Linked DNA regions of Homo sapiens: all the other regions are linked to region 5. A link is a loop called in an ENCODE intact Hi-C map of the cell type or tissue named here. Cell type or tissue: mammary epithelial cell. All regions are shown on one strand. Each heading gives the region's core, and the rest is flanking DNA. Links, peaks and the distances in the headings are about the cores only.

Region 1 (6,398 bases), core at 759-5,758, 490 kb before region 5:
AATGATGTTGTATTGGCAGTGTGCCAGCCAATGGTGTTATACAACACATTTTTTTAATTTTAAAATTTTAAAAATTGAATTCACAATAGAGATAGGGATTTGCCATGTTGCCTTGGCTGGTCTTGAGCTTCTGGGCCCAAGAAATCCACCAGCCTTAACCTCCCAAAGTGCTGGGATTACAGGTATGAGACACTGCGCCTGGCCAATACAGAACATTTTTAAAAGCCTGGTACTGCATGTTGCCAAACAGTCCTTATGGAGACAGCAAAAAACTATGTATTCTCAGTGTGATTTGTTATTTTGAATTTAGATTTCTGTAGATGTTTATTTTTTAAATGGAGAGCTCGTGTTGTTAGCCGTGGGCTTGTAAAAAATAAAAATAGATAAAAATTAAAAATGGGAAGCTTAATTTTGGAATTAATCTTTTTAACCTTTGGGTAGTCTTTTAGAAAGTATATCCTAAAAATACATAGCATAACTAAAATATCTCATAAATCCTTCAGAATGAGCTATTTATTAGAATGCTGTAAAAAATTAGAAAATCTTAATTTTATGAGACAACTGATAAACTCATCATTTTATAAATTGTTTTATTTGAATGTGTGATAATATAAAATAGGGAAATTATGAAGTTTATATTCAGAGGTTAAAGATTTTTCCAAGATCACTAGTAAAGGGCAGAATTAGACCAACTTCTGGACTGAACCACATCTTTGATGCATTTTTTAATTATATTATTTTAATAAGAGAACTTTAAAGAAACTCTTATTGTCAGTATTCTCCTAAACCTGTAGCTACAGCATTCTATAACAATTACTATTTACAATAATGACACAAATTTCTAGGGTATATATAAGAAAGGATTTACCTTTTTCAATAAAGGCTGAAACATAGAAGGCTGGAGAAAACAAAAGGTGAATTTTCAGTTAACCAAAATTTTATTGAAGCTGGAAGCCTTAAGCAAATTTGCATGCACCTTTGTGTATCTCTTAAGTTTCTTAAGCAGTCATATTTGTAGACACCTTTTTCAGAGTCTCCAGGTATTTTTTATAGTAGGAAAAAAATCATTTAAATTACCTCTCATTACCTGTGTCCTCTCTTTTAGTCCTTTGCTCTCACTAGGCTGGTTTGGTCTTCCAGGACAAGCAAGTTCTTGCATATTCCTGTTCCTTGAAAAACCTTCCAGTTAGTGGTCATGTAATAGCTTTTCACTTCTTCACATCTTTCTTGTTAAATCCACTGCATCTATAAACTGTACATCAGTAAAAATGTTTTATTAATATTAAAAATAATTTTGTTTCATTTCTTATTTGACATTCATGGCTGGAATCTCTTAAATCTGTATGAACTATAGTAAGCTGCTATGAATGCTTCCAGTGCTATATAATTAATTCCATCATCGCATCCTTAAAATATGCCAGCACATGGCGCTTGCCCCTCCCTACCTCCTCCCCCCTACACACACACACACACACACACACACGCACACACGCACACACGCGTGCGCACAGCGTACACCAAACTGCCATTCTCCAGCAGGCCTGCTTCTGGAGTTGGGAGATGTCAGCCTGCTGGGAGGGGGTGGGGGGAGGAGGAAGAGGTGGGGCTCTACTCTGATTAATTACCTTAGGCATTCAGGGGTGGGGCTTCCTTCAGCCATCTGCCTGAGATATGGGAGGGAGCTGGAGAAAGAAGGAGGGGGAGAGACTGCCAGAGAGGAAGAGAAAAGAAAGGAAGAAACATTAGAAAGAAAAAGGAAGGAAAACGGTATAAAGAGAGATCAATTACCCACCCTTAAATAGCTAGATTGGGGGGGGAGGGGGGTGGAAAAGAAAGCTGTGGAGGTGTGCCCCAGCACGGCTGCTTTGAAAGGTTTATCATCTATCCGTTTGGTTTATGGAGAAAAAGAAAATGGTAACTCAGGTAAGATTTGTGCTTCCTCGGCATGTTTCTTTTCTCCTCTCTGGGATCTAAATAAAGGTTTGAGGGTGGAGTATAGTAAGAAGAGTTTTAATCATTATTGTCTTCTTAGAACAGACCAGATTTATTGTTATCAGCTGAAAAGTCTGTGTCTGTTGAGTCCGTTTATGTGTGTGTTATGTATCCGTATCCTTTCTTCCCCCTCCCTCAACTCCATAGCAGATTCCTGTTTCCTGTACTGTGCAGCTGTAGCTCAGGAAAGACCCTGTGGGGATTTGTCTACCTCTTTGTCTTGGTTCTGAGAAGAGGGAGGGAGAGAAAGACTGCAGAGGTAGGAAGAGATTCTTGTAGACTGCCAAAAAGAGGGGAGCAGGATTCCTTTTAAGAATTTCAGAAGAATTTGTGTTATAGGGAAATCTGATTCCTTGTTCACTTTGGTTTCTCAGGATTGGCTATGGAATTGTAGTTTTGCTGTTACTCTAAACTGCTTATTAAAAATGAAGGTTAGAAAAGAATGTTTCATTTTCATGCCTTTGTTACTGGCAAAGAAAATTTTCAGTAGGAGCATTCAGGTGTGACAGAGGCAGGTAGAGCCCTCCTTGACAGGAGAACGAATCTGAATGTATAAATCACAATCACACAGGCTTTAAAATACATTTGAAGGAGAGAGAGTAGGAAATGGAAGATACCTCTCCTCCCTCTGTCTCCCCTCTCGTTTTTCTCTCTTCTCTTCTCTCTCTCCCACTCCCACTCACTCTCTCCCCCAACCCCCTCAATCCCCCTTTCTCTCCTCATCCTTTTCCCCTCTTTCTCCCTGCCTCTTTTTGGTTATGCCAGGCAATATCTAATCTGCATTTTAGCAAGTCATTCCTGACAAATGGAAAGGTGAATGCTCTTCCACAGTTCTCCCTGGCAAGGCAATTTTTCTTGTTAGCATCCTTCTGTACGCTCCATTACCCTTTTTCCTTTATGTATAGGTTAAGAGGAAATGATGAGGCTCTGATTTATCAATGAGAAATCATTTACACTGTAGGACATTCAAATCCTTTAGTCTCAGACTTAAGATCAGTTTCACTCCAGGTTTCTATGCTCTGTGGAAATTTCATCACTGGACAGTGCTTTCCTTTTAAGGAGGTTGCCCTTTTTTTGTGTTCTCTCTTCTCTTCCTCTCCCAGTAACCACCGGAGGGCGAGAGAGCCAGCTAGTTATCAGGATGGAGGCATCATTTTAGGAGCTGGAATCCTGTTTAGTTATATAATGCCCTGCAGTGCTGTTTGGAAGGAGGGAAACCTGTAGGGATATTTTCCCATTGGGACCCAGAGGAAAGAAGTTTCAAATATATCTTTTCAAAGTAATTTTTCACCAAATCTGAGTTTAGAAAATTTCAACAAACTCCTTCCTCTTTTGGAAAAGCGGAGAAGCTTTTGAAATGTTTCTCTTCCATGTGTTATCCCCTCATCATCAGTCTAATTACCTCTTTTGAAATACTGCTTTATGCTCTCGGCCTTAGCGCCATTTTTTTGGAAACCTCTGTGCCATGAGAGCCAAGTGGAGGAAGAAGCGAATGCGCAGGCTGAAGCGCAAAAGAAGAAAGATGAGGCAGAGGTCCAAGTAAACCGCTAGCTTGTTGCACCGTGGAGGCCACAGGAGCAGAAACATGGAATGCCAGACGCTGGGGATGCTGGTACAAGTTGTGGGACTGCATGCTACTGTCTAGAACTTGTCTCAATGGATCTAGAACTTCATCGCCCTCTGATCGCCGATCACCTCTGAGACCCACCTTGCTCATAAACAAAATGCCCATGTTGGTCCTCTGCCCTGGACCTGTGACATTCTGGACTATTTCTGTGTTTATTTGTGGCCGAGTGTAACAACCATATAATAAATCACCTCTTCCGCTGTTTTAGCTGAAGAATTAAAAAAAAAAAAAGAAAAGAAATACTGCTTTATTTTTTAAAAAAAATTTACATAAAAGATAAATCCTGTTTCTGGATTCTCTTTTTGCTTGGGAGATGATACTTGCTTAACCTTAGAGCCCTCATTCAATTTTTATTAACTGGCAATATTAGAGGGTAACAGCTCTCTTCTTGCTTAGCAATTACTGAAGGCTTTTCAATGACTTGACTTTTCATTATTTATTTTTTAAACTAGTGAAAGAATGATCTAAAATGGAAATTTTTATGATGAGTTTTCTATTGCCTCTTGGAACATTTCCCCTTAGTTTCTAGAGGAGCTGGTAAGTGTAGTGTGTGTGACCATTAAGTTAGAGTGCACATGCTTATGCACACTTAATATTGTGGTCGTAATAATTAGTATTTAAAGAAGCCATAAGTTTAGGAATGAAGTAGAAGAAATAAATGGAAACTGGAAAGAGAGATTCTGGGGTGCTTAATAATTCTAATAATAAAATCACCTGTTTTATCAGGATGTGCTAAATATTGAAGAAAAGTTATGAGTTTTTGCCCATCCTGAAATTATACAACTGGCAAGGATAGAATATCAAATTTGTGAATTTTCAGTATTCCAGCGTATTTGTTTTGTTGTATATACTTTCTGTGTTAATGTAATGTACATAGTTGTTAGTAATCTAGGGGGAAAACAATCAAAGGAAATAACCAGCTGGGCCAAGTCTTTCATTTGTCCTGTGGTTGTGTTGTGTTGTGCCTGCGTGTGTGTGTGTGTGTGCACATGTGTGTGTGTGTGTGTTTGAGCCAGACATCCAATCCCAACATTTGATAATGACCTGTCACATAAGCTTTCTCAATATAGAATGTCTATACTGGTGGTTAGGCCTGGGTTTTCAAAGTTAAACGGTTTATTACAATGTAAGAGCGATGTATGGATGTGTTTTCACTGTTTTGCTACTTAGGTTCTTTGCATCTTCAGATGATACCATCTCTGTAGTCCCCAGTTTCCATTGCTCAGCTGTTGGAAAAGGGCTTTCAGTGAATGACTTTTTCATCATACCATATTAGATCCTTGTCAGTATTTGCACAGTGTATGCGCTTTATTATTACATATGCTCTACTTTTATAGGGCCTGTTTTTGTTTTAATTATCAAACTACTCTGTCATTTATAGTAAGTAATCAGTGCTCTGCTAAAAAGCAAATGGCAATTTAATCACAAAATTCTAATATAGCCGATAGACATGCTTATGTGATACTTAAAACGTTAATTTTATCGGCTGTTCATGTGTATGTTGTAGGAGTATTTCACTGAGATCTCTTATTTTTTGGGCATATAGACCAGATTATTGCATCTCATATTTATGAAAATAGCAATATGGAATATGAAGGAAAGATAAATCATTCTTGTACTATGTGTAAAATTCGAAAAACAAAATTGCAAATGACTTCAACACTAATTAGTAAAAAATAAATGTTTAGCCAAACTCAAATTCAGTTATACTATCTATTGTTGAAAGGGAAAGTGTACTAGGCAGAGAGGAAAAGATTTTACAGTATGGATGTGAAAGAAAATTTTTGTACTCTACTATGGTATAAGACTGCCAGTTTCTGTGGAACACAAAGCCCTCCCTTTCTTGGACAGCTCAGTGCTTTGCTGGCATTTTCTTCAAAATCTGTTTTCCATCAGGACCAAGAGGAGGGAAGGTGTTAGGAATAAGGGAGGTTGGAAAGGGGGTTGCTGTTCCTTTAAATAGTGCAGTGAGTCCATGTGGCAGCAGGCCGCTCTGGAGTGTATTCTTTTGTAATGAATCACCAGTTCCATTGTCTGCTATCTCCCCTCTTTGTAGCTGGAAGGCTGAAGTCTTTCACCTGAGCTGCTGCCAGTTCGCTCTTCTGTTCCTGGGTGGTTGGGAGAAGAGAAGAGGGAGGGTATTTTATGCTTTAATTAAAGACAGATAAGAGAGCAGGTATGTTTTGCTTTGTTTCATTTTCTCTTTTCCTGTTTTTGTTTGTCTGGTTTTTGAAAGGAGTTGGAGTAGAGAATCTATTCTGTGATTTTGCTAAGCATATCCCATTTTCTTTGAATTCTGGAGGTCCTCTCAGCATTTAGTCTCCATTTTGTGGCACTGCTTTAAAGTGATTCCATTCGGTTGCCTGCCAGTCATGCTCCCTTGCCACTCGAACCTTATCCCACCCTTCATCCACGGAGCTGCAGCCACACTGTTTGTTTTGGCACACTTTCCACTTTCTATGGGCTTTGCAGGATTTGGGGAGTTGGAGGATAGGCGGGGATTGTGGGTTGGAGACTGAATTTATGTTCCTTTACAATGAAAAAAAAAAGCCTCACTTTTTCCAGAGATTTGGTTTCTTTCTGAATTCTTCTACATTGCTCCATATCTTCAGTTATAATCATTTCTTCGCTGAGGCCAAGATTGTCTCTTGAAAAGTATTGCTTTTCTAAAAATTACTTAGCTTTCTTGAAAAGATAAACAGAATTTCATAAATGAAGCTATGATGAAATCCGAGCAATCTTGACTCATTAAATTGTTTTTTCCGTCTTAGTCACCCCC
Region 2 (6,398 bases), core at 432-5,431, 270 kb before region 5:
ATCGCTCATTTTCATCTAATATACCTTCCCCACTTCTTTCTAAGTAGTAGAAACTCCAATTTTTATCTGGTGATGTGGCCATGTAGAAATAAAGACTACATATCCCAGCCTCCTCTGCAGTGAGGTACGGCCATTGGATGCGCAGCAAGATAAAGTATTAATTACAACTTCTGGAAAGTGTTCTTTAAGATAGGGGCACAACCTTCTTCACCCCTTTCTCCTTCCTGCTGGTTGGAATGAGGGCACGATGGCTGGAGCTCAAGCAGCCATCTTGGATGAGGAGGTGAAGGCCATATGTGTAACATGACAGAGCACTAAGGTAGATTGAAGCTGGGTCCCCGAGACTGTGGTGTGCCATGTCAGCTCTGAATCCCCTGCCTCTAGACTTCTATATGAAAGAGAAATTAATACTCTCTTGCTGAAGCCATGTTATTTTGAGTTTTCTGTTACCAACAACCAAACCTAGTCCTAACACACCAACTTCTATGTCCTTGAATGTTTTGATCCTTGTACTTGGAATGTCTTTTCCTCACTTTGCTCCTAACAAACTCCCATTGATCCTTCAAAACCTTGCTCGGACATCACCTTCTCAGTTACATGTTAATTCCTTGGTGGAATTAATGTTTCCCTACTCCATGATTTCTCTCTACCTTATATCACAGTGTGCAATTATTGAGCACTTACTATGTATCAGGCACCATGCTGGGTGCTCCCTCTTTTAATCCTTACAATGATATTTAAGATAGGTTATTCTTTTCAAAATCTCCACTTTATAGATAACAAAAGCATAGACCTTGGAAAGTTATGATACTTTTCATGGATCACAAAAGTAGTGCATGGTAGGGCCGAGTCCAGGAGTCTCATTCCAAAGCCTTTAGCCCTATGCTGAATGACCTCGATTATTGCCCTTATCAGAAAGTACTGACAACATTAGGTCACACATCCCTCCCTCCTACCACCTCTCAATGCTCGGAGGCCAGCCGGTGTCACCTTAGTCCCCCCAGAGCCCAGCACGGAGCCTGGCACACACCAGGTGAGCATGAGTGCTGTGGAACGTGACTATCCGTTCTGAGCCCCCAAGTCCTTGTCTTGGTCCTTGTGCTTGGAATATCCCTTCCTCACTTTGCTCCTAACAAGCTCCTATTGATCCTTCAAAACGCTGCTCAGGCATCACCTGAGCCTGGCACATAAAGTTCTTCCCAGTAGGTGTCACCTCCCACAGCCCCACTTGCCCCACACGTCTCTGGCAGGCTTTTGCAGCACTGTTTGGTACCTCTGCTTAGAACACTCTGCAGAACGCTCCCTCATACGTTCACATCCAGGCCAGCCATCACCTCTGAACAAACTCCTATTGATCCCTCAAAGGCCTTCACCTCCCAGGCCTAGGCACTGCCTTCTCACCCTTCCAAAGCCTTTGCTGAAATGTCTGCTGCGTTCCAGATCCCACTGAGGTATCTCCTCCACTGGACTTTGAGTCCCTTGAGAGCAAGGACCATGGATACCTTATATCACCGTGAGCAACTATTGAGCACTTACTGTTGTTAAAAAAGTTTAACCTCTAGCCGCCTCCTTACATATTTTAAGTTGGGCCTAAAAGTTTTTCTGTACATCATGAACTATAACAAGTGGAGGTATAGACAGACTATAGCCTACACTGTGCCAATCACCGCATTTTGGCCAATCAAATGCAGCCAACTGTTCGAACCATGTTCAGATAAACCAGATGCCAACCTGTAACCAATCCAGCTGTTTCTGTACCTCATTTCTGTTTTCTGTATGTCACTTTCCTTTTTCTGTCCATAAATCTTCCACTATTTAGCTGTGGAGTCTCCAGACCTACTCTGGCTCGGGAGGCTGCCCTGCTCGCAAATCATTCACTGCTCTGTTAAACTCCTTTACATTTAATTTGGCTGAAGTTTTTCTTTTATCACTATGTATCCACCACATTCAGTGCTCCCTTTTTCTTAATTTTATTTATTTATTTATTTATTTATTTATTTATTTATTTATTTAATTTATTTTTAGAGACAGGGTCTCACTCTGTCACCCAAGCTGGAGTGCAGTGGTGTGATCTCGGCTCGCTGCAACTTCTGCCTTCTGGGTTCAAGCGATTCTCCAGCCTCAGCCTCCTGAGTAGCTGAGACTACAGGAGTGCACCACCATGCCTGGCTAATTTTTGTATTTTTAGTAGAGACAGGGTTTCACCATGTTGGCCAGGCTGGCCTTGAACTCCTGACCTCAAGTGATCCTCCCTCCTCAGCCTCCCAAAGTGCTGGGATTACAGGCGTGAGCCACTGCGCCTGGCCAGTGCTCCCTTTTTCAGTCCTCATAGTGACATTTGAGGTAGGTTATTCTTTTCAAAATTTCCATTTTACAGATTTAAAAAAAAGCGCCCTTGGAAAGTTATGCCACTTTTCCTGGATCACAATATTAAAAGATCACAATTCATCTTCTAATAATTTGGCAAGCCATCCATGGTCTTCTAAGCAAGGCGCCATGAATATAACGAATATAGAGACAGAAAAAGACCCCTCCCCACTGGCTGGGTTGAGGGACTGGAGAGCCCAGATGGAAGGGCAGAGGTGCAGGCTTTTTTCCTTGTTGCCACTAGATGGCAGTAGGGCACCCGTTGTCAGCCCTGGGGCAAGGTCACCGACTGTCTTTGCCTTTGCCTCCAGCAAGCCAAAACCCTGGGCAGACTCAATCCAAAAATAAACAATCAAAGAGCATGTTGGCCTGGTCCTTTGCTAGGTACTGTAGAGCAGGTGAGAGAGTGAGGGGGAAGGACTCCAAATTAGACCAGTTCTTAGCCATGAAGCAGAGACTCTGAAGCCAGACTACCTGGGTCCCAATCTTGGGCTTGGTATTTCCTCGCTGTGTGACTCTGGGTAAGTTACTTAACTTCTCTGTGCCTCAGTTCTCTCAAGTGTAAAGTGACGCTTGTAAAAGTGTCTCCTGCAAAAGAAAGGGCTGCTGGGAGGAGGGGTGTCCCTGGTGTGCACTAAGTACAATATGAGTTTGTGGCTTTTATATTCCTGCCTCTGAGGCACTCACAGGGTAGAAATGGGGAGAAGCCAGTCCAGACAGGTGCACCCCAAAGCAAGAGAGATGAGAAGGCTGCACCCATGCTGGAGCCAGAGTGGGGAAGAGGGCACATCTGCTGGGAATGGGTAGAGCGGGGTGGGAGGAGTCCTGGCAGGGGAGCCGTTCCTATGCAATGGGCCTTGAAGGAAGGGGAGGATGGGTGGATGTGGGGTTAGGTGACTGTGGAGGCGGGGCTGGTCTCTGTCCAGGTGACAGGTGGATGGTGGAGCTGGAGGAGCCACTCGGAGCCTCCAAGGCTGGGGAGGGTGGAGGGGGGAGGCAGGTCGGTGTCCCAGGCCACACCTGTTGACTAAGGGATTAGGATGTTGTGTCCCTGCCAGCCCTCCTCCAATAAGCCCCTCTGGGCCTGCAGGGAGAGGAGGAGCCTTGCCATGTAAACTGTATTTTTAGTTCCCTGTGCCTCTCCCCGGCTGCTATAAGACACCTCTCCCCACCCCCAGCCCTGGCCGCTTGGCTGGAGGCTCTGCGAGGACAGCTGGGGAGAAGGGGAGCTGTGGTCAGTATGATGGATGCTGAGGGGCTGGAGAGGAGCAGCCCTGGTGGGTGGGTTCCTGGGAGTCTGGAGCAAGCTTGGGGGTTCTGCTGCCCCATCAAGGGCCTTGAGCAGGTCCTGCAACTCCCAGGCCTCAGCCCTGCTCTGAGCCCTGGCCTGGCGCTGGTCCAGGAGGGTAGACTCTGCCAGGGAGGCACAAGCTAAGCTGGGGGTGGGGTGGGAGGGCCTGCTGGCAGGAGGGAGGCACTGCCCAGACTGGCCTCCAAAGGCTGGTTCCCAGAAGGAGGAGGAAGAGAGTAGTGAAGATCGTGGGGAGTCCTGGCTTTGAGGAGCCAGAGTTCTCCTTCTTGCCACATCTTTGATCTCCCTTGGTGGTGTCTTAAGCCCAGATTTACCAAAGGGAATTGTCAGCTGTCCAAGGGCTAGCAAATTCCTAGGTCACCTAGATTGGATTTTCTGACCATAAAAACTGTGGGCCAGGTGCACAGCTGCCTGAGGGGCTCAAACCTGTGCAGGTGGGTGCTGGAATCCCCTTTGCTATAGCGTTCTCTTTGTGTGCATGTGACCAGAGGTGAGAGTGGCTGGAGACCGAAGATGGCAGAGCCCGTCTTTCTCCACCAGACTGAGGCCCCCGACTTGCCTTGCCTGGGGAGGGTGCTCAGTGGAAGTCCTGGGATGTTCAGTCTGGACAAGAAAAGTCTTGGGTGAGCCTGCTCCTTCTCTTGTGAGGCAGACTCAGCTGGGCCTCTATATCCCCAAGGAGCAGGCGGAGCTGCCGCAAGGAAGTGCACGTGACATGGAGGCATCTTTTGGTTCGACATAAAAAAGGATTTTTAAAGCTTTAGGTAGTGAGCTCACCACTCCCAGGAGTATTCAAGCAGATGCCAGATGATGATCTGTAGGGAAAACTATGTTTAGTGGGAAATTGGACAAAATACCGTTGAAGGCCTCTTTTAGTCACAAGATACTATGGCCCTATAATTCTAGATTTCTCTGCTTCTAGCTCTCTATAAGTCTGGAATCTAGAACCCAAGTTTCTCCGGTGCTGAAAAGTTGAAGACTTTGACACTCTAGAATTTTAATTCTGGGATCTCAAGATTCCAGAATTGGGAGCCTTGAGGATGATTCTACAAGTCTCAGTTTTGGATTCAAAGGATCCTGTGATATGAAAGGGAAAAAGAGGAGGTCTGACTTGGTGGGATCCAGTTTTGCCCCACTGGGTATCAGACTAATGTGCCCTGCATTCGTGCGTGTGTGTGCGTGTGTGTAGCATGAGCGTGTAAGGCTGTAGAAAGTTTTGCACACAAAGGCAGCCTGGCTTTCCTATCATGTGTCTGCAGCTTCTCTGCCCTGGCCATAATGAAGGCTGTCACAGGGATAATAATAGCCCCCAAACAGAGCTGGTGACTCCAGGTAGCCATAGCAACTGTGAGGTAACGCTGCTCTGTTGTAGAGATGTGTGAGTACAAACAGATGTCGGTGCCTTCCCATTAGCTTAAATGGTAAAACTTAAAAGGTCCATCAACTTCAAAGCTACAGGTTTCCATGAGCATGCCAGTTAATGGGGGCGCTTGCCAAGCGGGTGATAGCTTCATATTAAACATTTCAGCATCAGTAATGGGTTGATGAGATTTTAAATGCTCAGGCCATCCCCAGACAACTCAGGAGGCCAGAGACGGGAGAAGAGCTGGGATTCGGGTAGTAATCAGCCCTGCCCTGCCCCGCACCCTCAGGGGTGTTCTGACACTCTCGGGAGGGCACAGGCCAGAGAGCATTTGAAAACCGCACATTGCGTCTCAATCTCCAGGAGTCTCAGATCTGCCTCTTGGCCTTCCCCAGCGCACCAGGCAGGGGGCCCCAGGTCAGATGTGGCACAGCTCAATGCCATCTCCTTCTTTCTGCCCTCCTCTCTCACACCCTGGACTCACCTCCAGCGAGTGACCAGCAGTAAGGGTCAAACTGCTGAGAGTCTGAGACCGGGGCAGACCCTCTCAGAGTTGTCTTTCCTTCTGAGGCTGGGCCTGGCACAGACTGGGGCCTCAGTAATGGGCTTTCAAATGAATGAATGAACAAAGGAACAAACAGATGACTGACTGACTGAATGAATGAATGAGATCCCCTTTGGCATCCCCATGGCTTCTTTTTTTCTTTTTGAGATGGAGGCTCGCTCTGTTGCCAGGCTGGAGTACAGCGATCTCGGCTCACTGCAACCTCTGCCTCCCGGGTTCAAGTGATTCTCCTGCCTCAGCCTCCCAAGTAGCTGGGACTACAGGTTCGTGCCACCATGCCCAGCTAATTTTTGTATTTTTAGTAGAGACAGGGCTTGAACATGTTAGCCAGGATAGTCTCGATCTCTTGACCTTGTGATCCACCCACCTCAGCCTCCCAAATTGCTGGGATTACAGGCGTGAGCCACCACGCCCGGCCCCCCATGGCATTTTAGCTACTTATTTTGTTACTGCTTCTTCCACTGCTAAAGAGATGGGCCTTTGGAGGTCGGCTGGCCTAGCATTTGGGGTTGACTTCTGGAATGGTCACTAGGGAAGGGGCGCCAGAGGTGCAGCCGGTGCCTCTGACCCTTTTGGTCGCTAGGAGTCAGCCGACTCAGTACACAGGACTCACTGAATGGAGACACAAGGCTCCTCCAGGGAGTGGCGGCTCATGGCAATCCTAGAATGGTCACCAGCCAGGCTTTAGAGACCCACACAGAGGGCGTTCTGACCCAAAGTTGCACTGGGGAACTCCAAGTTTGGGGATTCTTTGAATTTAACTCTTTTTCTAGCTACATTTCCTATTATTT
Region 3 (6,398 bases), core at 746-5,745, 570 kb before region 5:
AACTTCAGCTTGTTGAAATACAGAGACTACTCCATTTGGATTTTCTCTTATGGACAAAGTGGGGGAAAAAGCAAAACTGTGGTCAGACTTTCACTAGGTTTTTATTGCCTTTGCCTTGCCAGAGCGATATGAAAAATTAATACTTAAGAAGCTAGATATCTGATGTTCAGCAAGAGAGTGCCTCTTACAAGTTTAATGGGTTTGGTCAAGTGGATATTAAATGTAAATCTGTCATTTTATGGAGCCATAGAAGGCTCTTAAGACACTCAATAAATATACTTATTGAATTAGTAGAACTTTTCCCATGTATCTCCTATTACTACATTAGGATCTTTGTTCCCTTAGTGTGTCTTTAGCCTGTGCTCTCACAAGCTTTGTGGTGTCGTGTGGATCACAGGATCGTTTAAGATAAAGATACTTTTAGCTCTTTAATTCTGGTATTCTATTATTGGTACAGGGAACCCATACATTATCTTAATTTCAGAGTAACACACGTCTCGGCATGGGACAGGGGGTGTCCTAATGAAAAGAGGGCTAACAGGTGGAATACTGACTATGTGCAGGCACTGTATAAAGCAAGTAGTTTTTAAATCCCATTTGCAGGTGAGGAAACCAAGGCTCAAAGGGATTAAGTCATTGTCCAAGGCTATGTAGTTGTTAATGAGTGAATCTGGGTTTTAAAATAAATGTGTTAAATTCCAGGGTTGATATTTGCACTGGGCATTTATTTACTTTTATTTGAATTTTTTTTTTTTTGCATTTTACTTGCATGCTTAATTTTTCTTTGCTCAGCAGCAAACATTATGTTCCCCACTTGCTTCCCACTTGCTTCCCTATTTACTAAGGGGTGATAGTTATGTGTTATGTATCTATAGTCCTGTATAGTTTACAGGTATTGCTGTAATACCTGTAATGGGTATTGCTTTCATACCCATTCTCATTTGATCTTTGGTAAGACCCCAGTGAGTCTTTATTATTTGGGTGGGGGGGAAGGGTTTTAATCTCCATTGGCAGATGAGGAAATCAAGATTTGCAGTTTCCTGAGAGATTTGCCAAGGGTGGTAATAAGTGGCATAAAATTGGCTTTTTAAAAAAAACCAATTCCTTGGCCACAATTTATTAAAAAGGCAAATGGAATGGTCCTCCTAGAAAAGATTTGGAAGTTAGCCAGATGTGGTGGTGTGCACCTGTAGTCTCAGCTACTCTAGAGGCTGAGGCAAGAGGATGGCCTGAACCTAGGAGTTCGAGGCTTCAGTGAGCTGACTGTGCCAGTGCACTCCAGCCTGGGCGACAAAAGACCCTATCTCTAAAACAATATGGAAGTGTAAGAAGTTGGGGAAATAAAAGGAAAAAGAAAAAAGAAAAAAAAGATATGAAAGGCCTGGAGCCCTTTCCCCCATAAGGCTCTGCTGACTGGAAGACAGTTTGAAAACCAGTGAGGAATGATCAAAGAACTCTGGTGTCAGACAGACCTGAGTTCAAATTCCAGTTTGGACTGATACTTAACTTCCCTTAGGCTTACTTCCTCATTTGTAAGATGGGATGCTTTTATAGGATTGCTGATAAGTATTAGCCAAAAAACATGCCAGAAATCTATCACAGTACCTTCAGCTTCTGTGGATGCAAGGGGAGTGTGTTAGGCAGTGTAGGCTGACCCCTCACCACGTGCAGGACTCACACTAAATGTTGGGGGAAGTCATTGCTAAGACAGAGCCATAGGACTTCAAACCCAGCACTTCATACCTGACTGAAGGTTCAGGTGTCACATTTATCAATAGTTTAAAACAGGAGGGGGCAAACTTTCTGTAAAGCATCTGAGAGCATCTGGGCCATATGGTCTCTGTTAGAGCTACTCAGGAACTCTGGCACGGTAGCAGGGAAGCAGGCTTAGATTATAGTAAACAAAAGATTGTGGCTCTATTCTAGTAAAACTTTATTTGTGGGTACCGAAATTTTAATTTCATATAATTTTTATATGTCATGAAATGTCATTTTTCTTTTGATTTTTTCTTTCAATCATTACAAGATGTAAAAGCTATCTTAGCTGGTAGTCTGTGTGTGGGTTCTACAAAAACAAGTAGCCCATAGACCAAAGTCCTGATTTAGACATGTCTAGTTTTTTTTTTTTTTGAAATGGAGTCTAGCTCTGTCACCCAGTCTGGAGTGCAGTGGCGCAATCTTGGCTGACTGCAACCTCTGCCTCCCAGGTTCAAGCAATTCTTCTGCCTCAGCCTTCTGACTAGCTGGAAAATTAGCCACCATGCCCGGCTAATTTTTGTATTTTTAGTAGAGATGGGGTTTCACTATGTTGGTCAGGCTGGCCTCGAACTCCTGACCTCGTGATCTGCCCGCGATGGCCTCCCAAAGTGCTGGGATTACAGGCATGAGCCACCATGCCCGGCCTTATCAGTATTCTTAATACCAACAGAGTTTCACATTGTATTTGACACTATTTACAAACTCAGTTTATTCCCTCTGTGTGAATACTAGCCATTTCTAAAATGAAATGCAATTGTGATTTAAATTTCACATATCATTATGCTAAATGCTGTTCACTTTTTGTTCCATGGTCCTGAAACAATTAACCTGTTTGGAGATAAGCTGCAGATACAAGCACACAGAGAAGGGGACTTAGGAAAGCTGGAGGAAGGAAAGGTCTGTCTTGCCTACATATGGGCTTAGGAAAATTTTCTAACTGGAAACCTTGCCTCAAGTCTGAGTCACACTAGTGGGACTCTTGGCCCTAGGGTGGGAGGAGAAAAGGGAGGGAAGGAAGTGGCTATGTCAGTTTTTGTCAACAGAGGGCACCCAGAGCAAAGCAAGTGTTCTGTGACACAACAGAATCTGCCCCTCTGCCCCAGATGAATTTACCAGACAGGCACAGAACTTCTTGCAGTGGATTCTCTTGTCCATCTCTTCATTTGTCTGATCTGTGTCTGCATTCTCATGTTTTCTCCCATGCTGGAACCAGAATATTCTAAATGCAGTGTTAATAATTGTTATTTGCTGACTGCTTTAAGTGGAAGACCAATTCCCTCAATGTGCTGGGGTGAATTATCCCATGTTGTAAGGTTGGCCTTTTGGGTGGATGTGCAGTATTAGCTTCTAATTTAATTCAGTATCCAGTGAGCATGTATTCCTGAAATACTTTTGATGTGAAAGAGCACTTCATACCTGTATAACATGTTGTAAGAAGACTTTGTAAGTCTTATTGCCTAGAGCAGTATCCTCAAAGTGTGGCTTCAAATCCAGCCGCATCAGCATCACCTGGGAACTTACCTTTATTCATGGTCTCTGCCTCTTCCCCAGACTTACTGAATCAGAAACTCTGAGGATGGGGTCCAGTAATCTGTTTTAACATGCTTTGGTAATTCTTATACACACTCAACTTGAGAACCACTGTCATAGGGTAAAGGAGTGGAAGAGTTAAGGGCACTGGTATTTATGGAAGACTATGTGCCAAGTACTTGGCTAGGAGTTTCCTCTTCATTTTCCACATGAGAACAGCAAGCCTTAAAAGCATTAAGTGATTTGCCAAAGTCGTACATAGAATAAGTGGTAGAATAGGGATTTGAACCCTGGTTTTTCTGACTCCTGAGCCATACTATAGTGGCTGGTAAGAAAATGCTAAGAGGCGTTGCAATCTTTAAATTAATTCTTTTTTAAAAGTCCTTAAAATATTTTTTTAAAACAAAAGTAATTTGCATTCATTGAAGAAAATTTAGAATATACAGCAGATCAAAAGAATAGAATAAAATCTGCCTTAATATATTTAACTTTATCTTAACGTTTTGTTGTTGATTATCTTGTTTCAGCGTAACTCTGTTTGCATATATACACATTTTAAAATTCCTTACCAGATGTCAATCATATTGTGTAAACTTTTGTAAAATGCCTCCAGCTCAGGCCTACTTTATTATAAACATCGTTTCATGCCATTAGCTATGTCTGCTGCATCATTTCATGGCTGCCAAGTAGTCCCTTGTAAGGTTGTAAGCTTTTTTATCATAATTCTTGCTAAAGTCCGTCTTGTTTTGATTTCATGATATGCTTTTAGGAAGAATAGGATACTGAGTGCTTTGGTACTATGGGTAAACAATTTGTCCAGAGTGGCTTAAAGTATAAAATTAAGGCAGTAAGCAGATTTTGGTTGAGAAGGGGACATGGAACTGGAAAGGCAATACTAAACATGTTTGAGGTTAAAGTGAGCCCAGAAATAAGAAAACAAATTGAAGTAAAAAAGCCAAAGTATCAGGAATAGACTGGGATCTGTGAGTTAGATGGGTTAGAACAAATAGGAATACTGATGGTGAACAATTTGATGGCACCAACAGCCTGCTTTTATTGTTGGCTTTTTGACATAGAGGCTGAGCTGCCGAATGACAGCATGAGAAAAACTGGGCATAAGACTTCCATAAATAGCAGTTATTATTTATTGAGGACCTTCATGACCAGGCATCATATTAATCATTTAATTTTTATAATAACCACATGCAATTAGATACATTAGTTTTCCCCATTTTACAGCAGTGGAAACTGACAGTGACATTTAAAGTAACTTGGCCAAATGCTTTGATTGGAACCAAATTAGTTAAAACTCCCAAACCTGTGCTTTTATGCTGTCGTTTATCCTCATTCTTTTTTTCATGGTGTGGCAGGTGTTTAGCCACTATTCTGTGTATATGTATTGTTTTACTATGTGAGCTGGGACAGAAGGAGACTAGGTGTGTAAGAAAGGACACTAAAGTCCACTAGAGTGGAGGTGGACTTGAAGAACAAAACAAAACTAATAGCCCAGTCGTTTTCGTAGGAAAGGTGTAAACCTGAGCTAGATAGTGCAGTGAGCAGAGGATGGGAATAGCAAAGTGAATCATTGATAGGAAGGAGCAGGCAGGCATTTGGAAACAAGGGATGGCTAGAAGAATCAAAGTTCCCTCATTAAAATTTCCTTCCCAAAGGAGGTGATATACTCTCCAAGGGCACTTTAAAACAGCTTTATTGAGATATAATTCACATACTGTACAGTTCACCCATTTAAAGTGTGTGGCTTTTAGCATGTTTACAATCATTCAGCCATCACCATCACCACAGTCAGTTTTAGGACATTTTTAGTATTCCACAAGAAACTCCATTCCCCGTAGTTATCACTTCTTTTTCTTTTTTTTTTTTTTGAGACAGTCTCACTCTGTTGCCCAGGCTGGAGTGCAGTAGCATGATCTCGGCTCACTGCAACCTCCGCCTCCCAGGTTCAAGCTATCCCCCTGCCTCAGCCACCTAAGTAGCTAGGACTACAGGCGCATGCCACCTGCCTAATTTTCGTATTTTTAGTTGAGGTGGCATTTCGCCATGTTGGCCAGGCTGGCCTTGAACTCCTGACCTCAAGTGATCCACGCGCCTCAGCCTCTGAATCTGCTGGAATTACAGGCGTGAGCCACTGCTCCTGGCCAATCATCACTTCTTAATTCCTCTATGCCCACTACTTCCCCAGCCCTATGCAACAAGTGGTCTCCACTTTTCTACAGATTTTGCCTATTCTGTATACAGTTTATATAAATAGACTCAATAGAATATGTGGTCCCTTGTGTCTGGCTTCTTTCACTTAGCATAATGTTTTCACTTAGCACAATCCATGTTATAGCAGTACTTCATTTTTTAATTGCTAAATAATACTTCATTATGTGGATATACCACATCTTATTTAATATTTTTTTTTTATGGTGGGAAAACATGTTTTTATGTTGGGAAAAGAAAGGTGAAGAGACTGAGACAATAAATAGGATTATTTTCCTTAATTTAAAATGGGAGGAATAGGTGACTACTATGAAAACCAAGGCTATCAGGCTTTCTTGAGGAATTGCAGCTAAAGGCCTAGGTGACAGGACAGTTGGCATCTGCTGCTTCATGAATTGTTTGTAGCAGAGTGGCAGCTCTTTTGACCCGAACACGTGCAGTATTCAGGGAGCTCATTGTGTAAATCTTGTGTGTTGGCCAGCACCATTGCCCCCTACAATACCTCATGGGGAACTGGAGAGGCCTTTGCTGATCTAATCTGGATACATTTCCCTCAGTTACTGCAGCTCTGGGTCCCCAGAGAGTCCTCTCTAAAGAGCTGCCAGTTTGTTGAGTGCTGGCATTTGTAAGATTATTTCTTACTATATGATTCGTCCAGTGAAGATGACACCCATTTATGAGGTCCTGATCTATTAAGCAGAAATAGCAACCATCATTCCTGTGTTTTTGGAATGAATGCTGACTCTAGGGCCCCTGTATGCTTTCTCAGCTGTAGAGTTTGGAGGGCTCCTTTAGCAAGCAAACAATGTGCCCTTCTGGGTGCCAGGTGACTTTACTGTTGTTCTGTTGATTCCTGTTAATTACTTTCTTGATTTAATCTCCAAGGA
Region 4 (6,398 bases), core at 566-5,565, 230 kb before region 5:
CGCAGGGGAGGGGTGCCTGGGAAGGCTTCCCCGGGAGTGGCACAGCCATCTGGAGAGATGAGTGGGCAGAGAAACTTCTAGGCGGCCAATAGGGGCTGGAGGGAGCACAGGGTCTGCAGGGGACAGCAGGTAGCTCCATGTAGTTCCAGGTGGCTGGAACTCTGGTCTCTGTGGACGCAAGGAAGGAGATGGGGAAACAGACTCATGTAATGAATGGGGTGGGCCTTGCCCGTCACAGTTGAGTGGGCTTTCCTGTGGGGTGGGATCAATGAGCAGGAGGGCCGGAGGAGGCAGGGACGGACAGATTTGGTGGTAGGAGTTTCCTCTGGGTACAGGGAGGAAGGAGTGGAGGCAGGGAGGCCAGTGGAAACACAAGGCCAAGCAAGGGATGGTGAGGTCAGGCCCAGGGCAACAGGTATACGAATGGAGGGGATGAGGTGTGCCCCAGAGGGGAAGGGGGAGCTGAGCAGAAGGTGGGGAGGGGCAGAGGAGGGGAAGAGGGCGGTGGCTCCTGCCCTTTCCAGGTCCTGGCCAAGTCTCCACTCCTTTCCAGGGAGCTTTCCCCTTCCCTCCTCTCCCTGACCTCAGATGCAACTACCCCCATCCCTAAGATAACACCAAAAGGGCCGGGCGCAATGGCTTAGGCCTGTAATCCCAGCACTTTGGGAGGCTGAGGTGGGTGGATCACCTGAGGTCAAAAGTTCAAGACCAGCCTGGCCAAACATGGCGAAACCCCATCTCTACTAAAAAATATAAAAAATTAGCAGGGCGTGGTGGCAGATGCCTATAATCCCAGCTACTCAGGAGGTTGAGGCAGGAGAATCATTTGAACCTGGGAGGTGGAGGTTGTAGTGAGCCGAGATCACACCATTGCACTCTAGCCTGGTCAACAGAGCAAGACTCCGTCTCAAAAAAAAAAAAAAAGAAAAGAAAAAGAAAGGATAATTCCAGATAGGCATGAGATCGTGGGAACTCTTCGGCATTCCTGCATTACAGCACTTACTATTTCAATGGTGGCTACCATCTATAGAGCACTTACTATATTCCAGGTAACACACAAATACACACACACACCCACACACAAAACTTCGTTTTAACCTCACAATAGCCTAGCAAGGTAGGCACGTGGCTCCTGTTTTACAGACGAGAATCTGGAGGGTTGGAGAGGCTAAGTAATTTACCAAAAGTCACATGGCTAGTCAGAGAAAGTCTGGGTTTCACTAAATTAGCTAATCAAAAGTGCTTATACTAGTGCCTGGCATATAGTAGGCACTCAATAAATGTTAGCCACTCCACAATTTTTTTGCAGAGATAGGATTGGGCCGGGCACGGTGGCTCACGCCTGTAATCCCAGCACTTTGGGAGACTGAGGTGGGCGGATCACCTGAGGTCAGGAGTTCGAGACCAGCCTGGGCAACACGGTGAAACCCCGTCTCTACTAAAAATACAAAAAATTAGCCAGGCGTGGTGGCGGGTGCCTGTAGTCCCAGCTACTTGGGAGGCTGAGGCAGGAGAATGGCGTGAACCCGGGAGGCGGAGCTTGCAGTGAGCCAAGGTCACGCCACTGCACTCCAGCCTGGGCGACAGAGCAAGACTCCGTCTCAAAAACAAAACAAAACAAAAGAGAGATAGGATCTTGCTATGTTGCCCAGGCTGGAGTGCAGTGGCTATTCACCTGTGTGATCATGGCACACTACAGCCTCTGACTCTTGGGCTCAGGTAATCCTCCTGCGGAGTAGCTGGGACTACAGATGTGCACTACCACGCTCGGCCCTTCCGCTATTTTTGCTAACATCATCAGCTAGATCTGTCTGGCTGCAGAGCCTATGGCCCTCTGGGGGGCCACTTGAATTTATCTTGTCCGGTTCTGAGAGTCTGTCATCTGTTTATTTGCCCCACTGGGCTGTGGAATCCGGCAGAGCAGGGACCAGATCTGGTTGGTCTGTGGGTCTTGAGCGTCCCTTATGGGGAAGGCCCAGAGTGCATGGTCAGTGATGGTTTGTTGATGGAATGAACAATGTATCAAGTTCCTATGCCTCTTAGAATCTTGGGATTTCTCCAGCCATGTTTGTCCCTTAGAATGATGGAATTTCATTAGCCATGTTTGTTTCTAAGAATCCTGGGGTTTCTCCAGCCATGTTTGGCCTTAGATCATGGGATTTCTCTACGGAGGAGCCTTGGTGATCATCCAGGACACTCTGTCTCTTACCAGCCTTCTTCCTCCCTTCCTCAGGCACTGGCCCATAATCCAGCTCCTACTAGCCATACCCTCCTCCTTGTCCCAGGCCAGTGCCCCCTACCCATCCCCAGACCAAAACTGGAGTCTCCACGAAGAGCTCACTTGTCTTGTCCTGGCCTCCCAGTGGCTGGACAGACTCCCTGCTAAGGCTCAGGGCAAGCCCCACCTCCCTGCCAGTCCCTCCAGCCACCTGCGTCTGCCCCTGACTGGGCTGGGGTGTGTCGGTCTCCTCTCTGAACCTCTGTTTCCTCAGCTGCAAAATGAGGAGGATCATTTCGAACACTTTTAGCTCAGCTTTGTCAGTTTGCTACCGGGGTCCAGCTGGGTGGAGGATGAGGACCTTATGTATTACTATCTCCCTGCATCTCTGTGGGGTACCTTGCGGCTCCCGGGGGAAGCAGCATGTCTCTTTAAGGCCACTAGATGGCACCAGCGTGTCACCCGTCTCCCTGCAGGCTGACCTCAGGAGGAATTCCACCTGTGGGATTACACCCTAAGGACCACAGCCACCTCCCTCCTCCCACTGGCAGGAGCCCCTGAAGATCTGCCAGTGGGCGCAGGCAGGATGTGCAGGAGTTAGGGACAGGGGTGGGGGTCAGACAAATTTGAACTGGGGAGTTCTGAGCCAGGCCCTGCTCTTAGAGAACATCCTGGCTCTCTGCTTAGCAGTTAGTTCGCTGGTGACCCTAGGCATTTCATAGCACCCCTTTGAGACTTCAGGTTCTTTCTCTGTGAAATAGGGTACCAAGTCTCTTCTCCTGTGCATCGTGGAAACTGAATGATACTGGGCACGTAAAATGTCCATTCTGCCTCCGGGCACAGAGCAAGCTTCCACAGCATTAGCTGCCACACTAGTTATTAGTGTTACTTTGTAATTTAGTATTACGTCTCAGAATCTCCTCTGGGAGGAGCCTTAGGCAGGATGCCCAGAGATCTGGGTCTGCAATGGACTGTTCTCTCACTGTGTGACCTTTGGCAAGTCATTTCCCATCTCTGGTCCTCGGCTTGGCCTCCACCAGCCTCAAGAGGCTGGGAGTATCATGGAAAAATAAGGGCTTGGGAATCAGACAGACTTGGGTGTGAATCCCACCCACTTCTCCTCTTCCCAGCTGTGTGGCTTTGGGCTGCTCTGATAATTCCCTAATGATTTGTGTGACTATTTATTCTAAGTCTGTCTTCCTGGTTCTCTAGTACGTTCCACGAGGGCCAGGCTCATGTCAACGTGGCTCACCTACATAAACTCAACACTCAGCTCAGTGTCTGGTACGAGTAGCTGCAATAAACAAGGGTGATTCATTATCAGCGTTACTATCACTGTATACATTCACTCAGCAGCAGCAGCAGACCCCGTGTTCAGAGAGTCCTCTGCACTCTTTTTTTTTTTGAGATGGAGTTTCGCTCTTGTTGCCCAGGCTGGAGTGCAATGGTACATCTCGGCTCACCACAACCTCCAACTCGCAGGTTCAAATGATTCTCCTGCCTCAGCCTCCCAAGTAGCTGGGATTACAGGCACCTGCCACCATACCTGGCTAATTTTTGTTTTTTTAGTAGAGACGGGGTTTCTCCATGTTGGTCAGGCTGGTCTCCAACTCCTGATCTTAGGTGATCCACCCGCCTCGGCCTCCCAAAGTTCTGGGATTACAGGTGTGAGCCACTGTGCTTGGCCCCTGCACTGTCTTAATAATCCTCATCATTACCTCTGTTTTATGGATGAGGAGACTGAGAGCCAAGGAAGTTAGGTCATTGCCCAAGGCCACACAGCTACAAAGTCACAGGCACTGGGGTTGGAAGCTGAGCTCCATGACAGCCTTGTGTGAACGGATGTGGCAAGCTGAGTGAGAGTCCTCCAAAGATACCCACGTCCTAATCCCCCAAATACCTGTGAATCGTACCTTATCCAGCAAAGGGAATTCTGCAGATGTAATTAAGTTAAGGATCTGGAGATAGGGACATTATCCTGGATTGGTCAGGTGAGCCTAATGTCCCCACAAGGATCCTTCTATGAGGGAGGCAGGCATGTGGCAGTAGGAAGAAAGAGATGAGATGACCAGGCATGGTGGCTCATGCCTATAATCCCAACAGTTTGGGAAGCCAAGGCAGAGAGATCACCTGAGGTCAGGAGTTCGAGACCAGCCTGACCAACATGGTGAAACTCTGTCTCTACTAAAAATACAAAAATTAGCTGGGTGTGGTGGCATGCACCTGTAATCCCAACTACTTGGGAGGCTTCAGCAGGAGAATCACTTGAACCCAGGAAGGGGAGGTTGCAGTGAGCCGAGATAGCACCACTGTACTCCAGCCTGGGCAACAAGAGCAAAACTCCATCTCAAAAAAAAAAAAAAAAAAAGAGAGAGAAAGAGATGAGACTGAGGAAACGGGAGAAAAGACCATGTGATGTGGGAATGAAGAGAGCATTGATTCTATCTTGAAAGACAAGGAAAACCAGCCCTGCTGACGCCTTTAACACAGTGACACTAGTTTTGGACTTCTGACCTCTAGAATTATAAGGTGATAAATGTGTGTTGTTTTAATTTACCAAGTTTATAGTAAGTTGTTACAGAAGCAATAGGAAAATAAGGCACAGAGAACTGAGATAACGTATAAAAACACCCGGTATACAGTTGCAGCTCACTAAATGTTCTTTCCTTCCCAGCACTACCCCGTTTTCCTTTTCCAGCTACAACAGAATGGCAGAGAGGAAAGGACCCTCCGGGATCTTCCAGTTCAGCCAGCCCATTTTACAGAGGTGGAGACTGAGGCCAGAGGTAGGGAATGGCCCCTATCTTGCAGAGGTGAAAGGGGTCCAGGGAGCGAACTTGGGGGAAGGTCCTGGGCTGCTCGGTCTGTTCTAGTGTCTAGCACTGGGCATCCTGGGTGAAGTCATCCAGTCCAAACCCATTTTCCAGGTGAGGAAACTGAGGCCTGGCATTGCCTGAGAGATCTGCAACCTGCACCCCAAGCTGACAGGGTGTGTGCAGGCCTGGAGCCCTCATGAGTCCTCCTATTCAAAGGCCCTTCCCTCCCCCTCTTGAGCGCTGTTCCTCTGTGTGTATCCGCTGCAGACAGGGGCCAGCAGGGTCTGGGAAAGCCACATCAGAAGCCTGCCCAGCTGGAGCGGAGGAATGGGAGAGTGGCTTCTTGGAGGTCTTCAGCCTGGGAAAAGTCCGAGGCCTTCCTGTCCCCGCTCACCCTGTTCCTCCCAGGCAGGTCTGGTCCAGACAGCTGTGAGAAGTCCCCTGGAGGCAGCGTCCCAGTGGAGCTGGGAGGAAAGAGGGGCCCAGAAAAAGGAATTTGACCTCTGATCTGCAGCCAGTTGGTAGCATTATTCTGGATTATCCTAAATTGAGCCTGGAACCCTGGGCTTGTGTGACAGACCAAGGGGCCCCACGGGCTCTCTCTGCTCAGGCAGCTGGAGACACAGGTAGCGCCGTAACACCCAGCGACACAGGCATGATTCTTTTCCATAAAACATTCACACCACTGCCAGCCTTGATTCTCAAAACAGCCCTGCCAAGGAGAGGCTGTTACTGTCCCATTTTACAGATGAAAACATCAAGGCTCAGGGCCGGGCACAGTGGCTCACGCCTGTAATCCCAGCACTTTGGGAGGCCGAGGTGAGCAGATCATGAGGTCGGGAATTTGAGACCAGCCTGGCCAACATGGTGAAACCCCATCTCTACTAAAAATACAAAAATTAGCTGGGTGTGGTGGCGGGCATCTGTAATCCCAGCTTCTCGGGAGGCTGAGGCAGGAGAATTGCTTGAACACGGGAGGCAGAGGTTGCAGTGAGCCGAGATCGCGCCACTGCACTCTGGCCTGGGCGACAGAGCAAGACTCCATCTCAGAAAAAAAAAAAAAAAAACAAGGCTCAGAGAAAAGAGGGGACTTGCCAAGGTCAACGTCCCATGGTGGCAATGCTAGAACTCCACTAGCTTCGGGACCTAAGCTCTTGTGGGATGACCCTCGACATGACTCTAGCATGTTCTAGCGGCAGCCTTGCTGTGGGACCTTGAGCAAACCCCTTCTCTGAGCCTCTGAGTTCCCATCTGCAGGGGAGCAGATAGCAACTGCATCTACTTCATGGTGGCACTGTGTGGATAAATGAGTGAGCACTGTGCCTGGCACATGGGCAACACCTCACTATTGCTCACCCTCACCA
Region 5 (6,398 bases), core at 853-5,852:
TGTGGCTTTGGATTAGCTAGTTGACTTTTCTGACCTCACCCCCTCCTTTGTAAAATGAAGATTCTTTTTTTTTTTTTTAATTTGTATATTTTTTGAGATGGAGTCTCACTCTTGTTGCCCAGGCTGGAGTACAGTGGCGCGATTTCGGCTCACTGCAGCCTCCGCCTCCCGGGTTCAAGCGATTCTTCTGCCTCAGCCTCCCTGGTAGCTGGGATTACAGACACCCACAACCACGCCTGGCTAATTTTTGCATTTTTAGTAGAGACAGGGTTTCGCCATGTTAGCCAGGCTGGTCTTGAACTCCTGACCTCGGGTGATCCACCCACCTCGGCCTCCCAAAGTGCTGCGATTACAGGCGTGAGCCACTGCGCCTGGCTGAAGATTCATTTTTAACAGAGCTTCCAAGGGCTCCAGTGAGGGCAGGGTCCTGTGGGGAGCATGGGCAGCACCCCCATTCCTCAGTTCACCCACTTGCTTTTCCCTTTCCTAGGGGTACCCCAGGGCAGGTGCAAGGATGTCCCCGGCTTGGGTTTCGCTTCCCTCCTGCCCCTAGGCGGTCAGCTTCCTGTGCGGGCATTCAGCAGGGTGTGTGGGTGGCCGCCTCCACCCATTGGTCCCACTGAAGCTTGGGCAGTTGTTTCCCTATCGCCGCTGGTCCTGGAGGGGAGATAAACCCGGGGTCCTGCTTCCCTCTCTTGTAGATATTTGAGTTTCTTTCCTCGTATTTCTTTCCTTTTTGGAAGGAGGATTATGGAATTTGGGGGTTGATAGGGCAGAAAAGCAGAGTGCAAAGGGGCCTTACGCTCTCTTAAATCAAGCCGATTAACAGATGGGGAAACTGAGGCCCAGAGAGAGGAGAAGGCTTGCTCCAAATCAAACAGGAAGTCAGTGTCTGTGCACCGCTGGAAGCTCGGTTGGCTGACTCCTGGGCCGTGCTTGGACCTGACACAGGGGGCCCCAGGAGTCCCCACCCTCCACCCTGCACTGACTTCCCTGTGCTTGTGCGTGGGTGGGGGCTGCTTCCTCCCCGGGCAGGCTGGGCTGGCACACAGAGCCTCCTGGGCCCCTGCACCAGGTAGGGAGGCAGTACACTGGTCAGGGCAGGCCCCTCCCCTCCCTGGGCCTCCACTTCCCTGTCTGCACATTTCTCACCCGCCTCAAGAGGTCCAAGTGCCCTGCCAACCTGACTCTGACCCACTGGGGATTTGGGGCCCTGGTCAGCTTGGGTTCCTTCCCTCTGCTGGCCAGCCTGGTCCACGGTGCACAGAGGGTGCAGGGCCAGCCTGCAGCAGGGGCAGGAAGACGTCACGGGAGTCCTGAGTCAGAGGCAAGGGGTGAGGATTCGGCCCGGCGAAGCTGCTTCCTCCAGTCTCGCCCTGTACCAGGGTGGGTGGAAGTGAAACCTGCCAGCTTACCCGCTTGGGTCTGCTCTGAAAAAACAAGCGGACATGGGGACCAGGAGAGCAGCCCCAGCCCAGCTCCCAGCACCTGTATCTCCCTCCACTCTGCCGGCACCCCTGCTCGCTCCTGGTCCCATGGCTAATCCTTGGATCTAAGGCTAGGCTGCCCTAGGATGAATCTAGCCACCCTCAAACTCCCACTAGGGCAGGGGGCAGGGGGCAGGGAGTGGAGGCGGGTGTTTCATGTGGCAGCCCCTCTGAAGACACTGTGGCCACCTGCGAAAGAGCAGTGTGTCTGGGAGAATGGACCCAGGGCCTAGAGGGCAGCAGAGGGCAATACAGGGCTGCTTCGTCCCTTTGAATTCATACGTTGAATCTCTAATCCCTAGTATATCAGAATGCGATTGTATTTGGAGGTAGGACCTTTAAAGAAGTGCCAGGCACTGTGGCTCACACCTGTAATCCCAGCACTTTGGGAGGCCGAGGCGGGTGAATCACACGAGGTTGGGAGTTCGAGACCAGCCTGGCCAACATGGAGAAAACCCGTCTCTACTAAAAATACAAAATTAGCCAGGTGTGATGGCGCATGCCTGTAATCTCAGCTACTCAGGAGGCTGAGGCAGGATAATTGCTTGAACTGGGAGGCGGAGGTTGCAGTAAGCCGAGATCGCGCCATTGCACTCCAGCCTGGGCAACAAGAGTGAAACTCTGTCTCAAAAAAAAAAAAAAAAAAAGTGATTAAGGTACAATAGGTACAATAGATCATTAGGTGGACTCTAATCCTTGATGAATGCTGTCCTTATAAAAATGGGACTTTTGAACATAGAGAGATGCAGAGGGGATATGATGTGAGGCCCCAGGGAGAAGATGACCATATACAGCCACGGAGGGGCCGGAAGGAACCAACTGAACAGATGGAGTCCACGTCCTTGATGTTGAACTTCAGCCTCTAGAACTGTGAGAAAGAAGATTTCTGTGTCTAGGGGCCTGTCTGTGGGGCAGGGTGGTGGCGGTCCACGCGGAGAGGGTGGGAGGCACTGGCAGGACGGGGCAGTGGTGGCAACAGAGATTGGTTTCTGCGGGGATGGGGGGAGAGAAGGAATGAAGGACGGCGGGAAGCAGGTTTCTCACTGCTGGAGAAGGGAATTAGACATAGGGGAAGGGCGGAAAAGAGAAGGAATCTGTGGTAGAGCTGGAGTTACTGGGCGAGCTCATGATTTGTCTACACGTGGAGACAGAAACGGCAATGCACACGGATCTGAGCGTGTCGGCTGAGAAGGCGCGGGAGCAGGGGGCCCCAGCAACGGCACACCGGGGCTCTGTAAAGAGAGGGAGGGGACCGGGCTCACTTTTGCCCACCCAAAGCTCCCGTAGCTGAGCTCCCAGCTTGTCTCACCAAATCCTCCCCACAACCCTGTGAATCGGGACGTTTAAGAAGATCTGAGGCTTCCAGAGATGAAATCCCTTGTGTAGTCCCACAGCAGAGCCCGGCGGTGAAGCCAGACCCTCGGACTCCAGCTCCCAGCCCCATCACCATTGTTACTCAGCCCCACCAGTCAGAGGGCGTGTGCGCGTGTGTGTGTGCACGCGCGCGCCTGTGAGCTCGCGCGGGGCAGGAGCGGGCAGGAGCCGGCAGCACCCGCCCCTTTCTCCCGGTGTCTGTACCCGGGAGGGGCTGATTTGGCCGCGGTGGACTCCACCCTAGTGCCCCGGCAAGCCCTGTACATGCAGTGCTACTGCCATCTCGTGGTCGCCTTGAAACACTGACCCTGAGCAGGGGCCGTAGACCGTGCTCAGGACTCAGAACTGGGCCTACCTCCAGCCACCTTGGAGCGGGCAAAGGCTTCCTAAAGCGCCTACCGAGAGCCCGCAGAGCCCAATCCAGGAACGCCAGGGGGACCCTGCCGTGTTGCCAGGATCAAGACAGCCCTGACCCTCTTAGGGTTAGCAGCCCAGACCAGGAGGAAAGACAGACACAGTCCTTTGGTTCTCTCCCAGTGGGGAGTAGGGACAGACGTTATTCTGGAGCTGGGAAGGCAATACCAGAGGCAGAGCAGGGGTCCCTAGAATTACTGAGGAGTCTGAGGGGCAGGGCTCTGAGCCAGGTGTCTGGAGCAGAGGCCATTCTGGAAGGGAGCAGGGAACCATCCGTGACAATAACAACATGTACAGAGCATTGTCTACATGGCAGGTGCTGAGTTACTTGTTGGCTCAGTCAACCCTAACAACCCTATGAGGCAACGAGTGTTATCTGCCCATTTTACCAGTGAGAAAACAGAAGCACAGAAAGGTTAAGTAATTTGCCTAAGGTCACACAGCCCAGAAGTGGCCGGTCTGGGAGGTGGGTACTGACACTAGGGCAGGAGGTGGAGGGGTCGGTGTCCAGGCCCAGGGTGGGATCGTGGTGGCCCAGGGGAGCCAGGAGGGAGAGGGCTTGGTGGAGGCTCTGCAAAAGGCTTCCTCAAAGGCAGGCCTGGGGCTGCCCCCCAGGCGCCCTTTCCCCTGCCCACCAGCCCCTCCCAGCTCCACTCAACCCCTCCCCTCCATGCCCCCGGCCCAGCGCCTTCCGATGTAGCTGGGCCCAGCGGGAGCGGCGGCACCTCGTTAATCCTGCCCTGTGGTGCCAGGTGGAGGCCCTGCTCCTACCCAAGGCTCCCACCAGACAGCTGGCCCTCATTTTCTTGGGGCCAAGACTTCCTGCAGCTGTAAAGTGATCCCGCCCAGGCCTGCAGCCTCAGACAGAGCCTGCTGCCAGGGAACCCAGCCTGACTGCACTGATGAATTCCCGCCAGCGCCCCCCCCCCCAGCCCCCATGCAGCCCCAGCAGCCTTCTCTCTGAAGGAGGCCTTCAGGCAGCCTGGAACTGTTCCAGCCAGCCAAGCCGAGACCTCTGCAGGGGCCACCTCCTGCCTGGCATTCAAGGCCCTTCATGGCCCAGCCCACCCCATCTTACCTCAGCAGCCTTAGGCCGTCCTCACAGAGAGCCTCCTGGCCCTGGGCGTCCCGTCCCATCTTCTTCTTTTCACAGCGTGAAACAATGATTGAGTTTATGTCTGTCTTTCTCGTCCCTTTCCCTCCCACGTGACCCCACAGGGCTGGCACCTGGCCGCTTCACTTCTGTCTGGCGGGCACCTAGCGCTATGCTGTGTGCAGCTGGCTCCCAGGGGATGCACCCACAGGGAGGAATGAACAACCTGGCAGTTTTCACCCTTAGCACCTGAGGCCCTCCCAGCCCTGGGGGCCTTCTGTGGAAGTTTCCTTGGGTTTCCCAGCTAACACAGGGGAGAGGAGGCCTTGGCTTTGATCCTTGTAAAATCACAACTCCCCTCTAAGAGGTCCCCAGTTAAGTAGGGAGAGAATGAGGGAAGCAGGCAGTGGGGTGTGGGTGGGGCAGGCAGGTGAGGCAGCAGTGAGGAAGGTTGGGGGTCCCAGTCTTCCATTACTTAGTGTATGACCAGGCAAGTCCCTTCCTCCCTCAGCCTCAGTTTCCCCATTTGTAACTGGTGGCCAACACCATTGACCCCCTGGGGCTGTTGTGAGGTACTGAAAGGGCTGGGCCAGGGTAGGGCACCTGGCAGGAGCTCACAGATGCCCTGGATGTGGCAGAGGGAGCTTGGCCTGGACCATGAGCATCCTGATGGCGGCAGGGCCTCCCCCTCCCCTGCCTGGCACCAGTGTGCCTGCCCCCAGCTGCTTTCCTTGCCCCAACTCCATCTTGAGGGCTGGGCTGGGCCTGGTCTCCTGTATGCCCAGCTCCAGACCATACCTCAGATGGCAGGTGCTGCCTGCCCACTGCCCATGGGAATCAGTGGCTGCTCACACAGACCTCGGCCCTCTCCCAGGAGCCCAGGACCCTGTGGACCCAATTGCTTTGGCCTCACACCGTTCCCCGACCGTGTCCTGGGCCAGGAGGCTCCAACATGCCTCAGCAGTGACTCCCAGGGAGTCTGGCCTAGAGATCCCACACCTGAAAAGGTGGCACCCTAAGACCTGGGGCTCTTGAGCTGCCATGGAGGGAAGAGCTGACCCCCTGCACCTGACCTGGGGCCCAGCGTCTGGAACTGTGTGCCATGTCTTCCCAACTTAGCTTTGGTGCCTGGAAAATGGGGAGGATGCGCTTCTGCATGAGGAAATGCTGGCACATGACAACTGCATGAGCTTCCTCCTCTGAGCTGGGCGGCTCATGGAGTCCTAGTCTCCGCATCTATACATCGAGGACGCTCACTTTGCTTCTCCCAGGCTGTTGTGATGCTACGAGCCAGTGCGTAGCCCCAGGCTGTGCCTGGCACCCAGCCTCGGAAGGCCAGCATCCTCCTGTGGCCTGTGCACCCCACATGCGCACACAGTCCACACAGGTCCCCGCCCTTGTGATTAGTGTGCTCTGTGCAGGGCAGGAGCTGGCCTCATGGAACAGCAGCACGAAGGTGCCTTGAGGAGGGAGGGGTGTCAGCTGGGGAGGGCATGCATCCTCCGGGCAGGGGCGGTGGCTGGAGCCTGCCATGTGAGGTGGGAGGAGGCGGCACCTGCGTAGTGTAGCTGGGTGTTTGCTCCTGTCCTTCCGCCTGCACCATCTACAGATGCTCACCTCTCGGATGGCCCCCAGCCCTGCCCAAAGTAGTCGCTGCCTCTGTGAGGCCAAGAAGTCATTTCTGACCAGGAGACTTGACAATGCTGCTAGCAGGGTGGTTTTCTACCTTTAATTGGGGATACAAAAGGCACCTCTCCCAGTACAAGAGGATCAACCAAGAGGTGAGCCCCAGTGCTGTGGTGCCCGGCCAGAAGGAACAGAGGAAGGATGGAGGGCAAGGCAGCGGAGGGGCAGTGGGGCCCCAGCATCCCCTGAAGCCTCACCTGCAGCCTGGGGCTGATGAGATCTCGCCCACTGCGCGCAGAGTTGCAGCTTCGTACCTGGGCCGCCGCAGCTCCTCAGGGGGCCTCCACACCTCCACACCCTACCCTCAGTGGCCAGCCAAAGCCATGGGGCCCCATGCAGCAGAG

The links. A loop is a pair of places that touch in the nucleus more often than their neighbours do. Peaks named below come from ENCODE experiments on the same cell type or tissue, not always from the same donor. Only the 100,000 strongest peaks of a DNase experiment are listed, where the experiment ranks them.
Region 1: it touches region 5 in a loop (6-fold over the local background); 2 of 110 quality-filtered maps call a loop at or near these places.
Region 2: a loop joins it to region 5, with 15 times the contacts of the local background. A loop is called at or near these places in 48 of 110 quality-filtered maps.
Region 3: a loop joins it to region 5, with 9 times the contacts of the local background. A loop is called at or near these places in 17 of 110 quality-filtered maps.
Region 4: a loop joins it to region 5, with 15 times the contacts of the local background. A loop is called at or near these places in 95 of 110 quality-filtered maps.

What each region holds. Positions count from the first base shown.
Region 1 is chr22:35,835,717-35,842,114 of GRCh38, reverse strand. The region is part of intron 2 of RBFOX2 (RNA binding fox-1 homolog 2); the gene reads left to right. It also overlaps the pseudogene RPL41P3. Among named protein-coding and RNA genes, the nearest start is that of APOL5, 120 kb to the right of the region's middle. In mammary epithelial cell, for the core only: a CTCF peak has its summit at 3,104 (motif pointing right); DNase peaks (open chromatin) are centred at 1,554, 3,084 and 5,624; H3K4me3 peaks cover 3,924 bases; H3K27ac peaks cover 4,417 bases.
Region 2 is chr22:35,619,681-35,626,078 of GRCh38, reverse strand. It overlaps a transcript of MB not described here. Among named protein-coding and RNA genes, the nearest start is that of MB, 5.6 kb to the right of the region's middle. RefSeq lists enhancers at 2,543-2,837, 3,496-4,011. In mammary epithelial cell, for the core only: a CTCF peak has its summit at 2,606 (motif pointing right); no DNase peak of the experiment used is centred there.
Region 3 is chr22:35,918,304-35,924,701 of GRCh38, reverse strand. All of the region lies in intron 2 of RBFOX2 (RNA binding fox-1 homolog 2), which reads left to right. Among named protein-coding and RNA genes, the nearest start is that of RBFOX2, 110 kb to the left of the region's middle. In mammary epithelial cell, for the core only: a CTCF peak has its summit at 2,785 (motif pointing right); a DNase peak (open chromatin) is centred at 2,761; H3K27ac peaks cover 475 bases.
Region 4 is chr22:35,579,506-35,585,903 of GRCh38, reverse strand. LOC107985590 (a long non-coding RNA gene) reads left to right here. Exons shown (of 5, transcript XR_007068163.1): 4 at 4,893-5,004. Among named protein-coding and RNA genes, the nearest start is that of MB, 35 kb to the left of the region's middle. RefSeq lists a silencer at 2,574-2,653 and enhancers at 2,393-2,894, 4,869-5,368. In mammary epithelial cell, for the core only: a CTCF peak has its summit at 2,659 (motif pointing right); no DNase peak of the experiment used is centred there.
Region 5 is chr22:35,347,659-35,354,056 of GRCh38, reverse strand. TOM1 (target of myb1 membrane trafficking protein) reads right to left here. Exons shown (of 15, transcript NM_005488.3): 15 at 6,084-6,398. Among named protein-coding and RNA genes, the nearest start is that of MIR6069, 14 kb to the right of the region's middle. RefSeq lists enhancers at 880-939, 1,440-1,579, 883-1,758, 2,890-3,009, 2,576-3,084 and 2 more and a silencer at 3,110-3,229. In mammary epithelial cell, for the core only: CTCF peaks have their summits at 1,722 (motif pointing right) and 3,145 (motif pointing left); a DNase peak (open chromatin) is centred at 3,086; H3K4me3 peaks cover 749 bases; H3K27ac peaks cover 414 bases.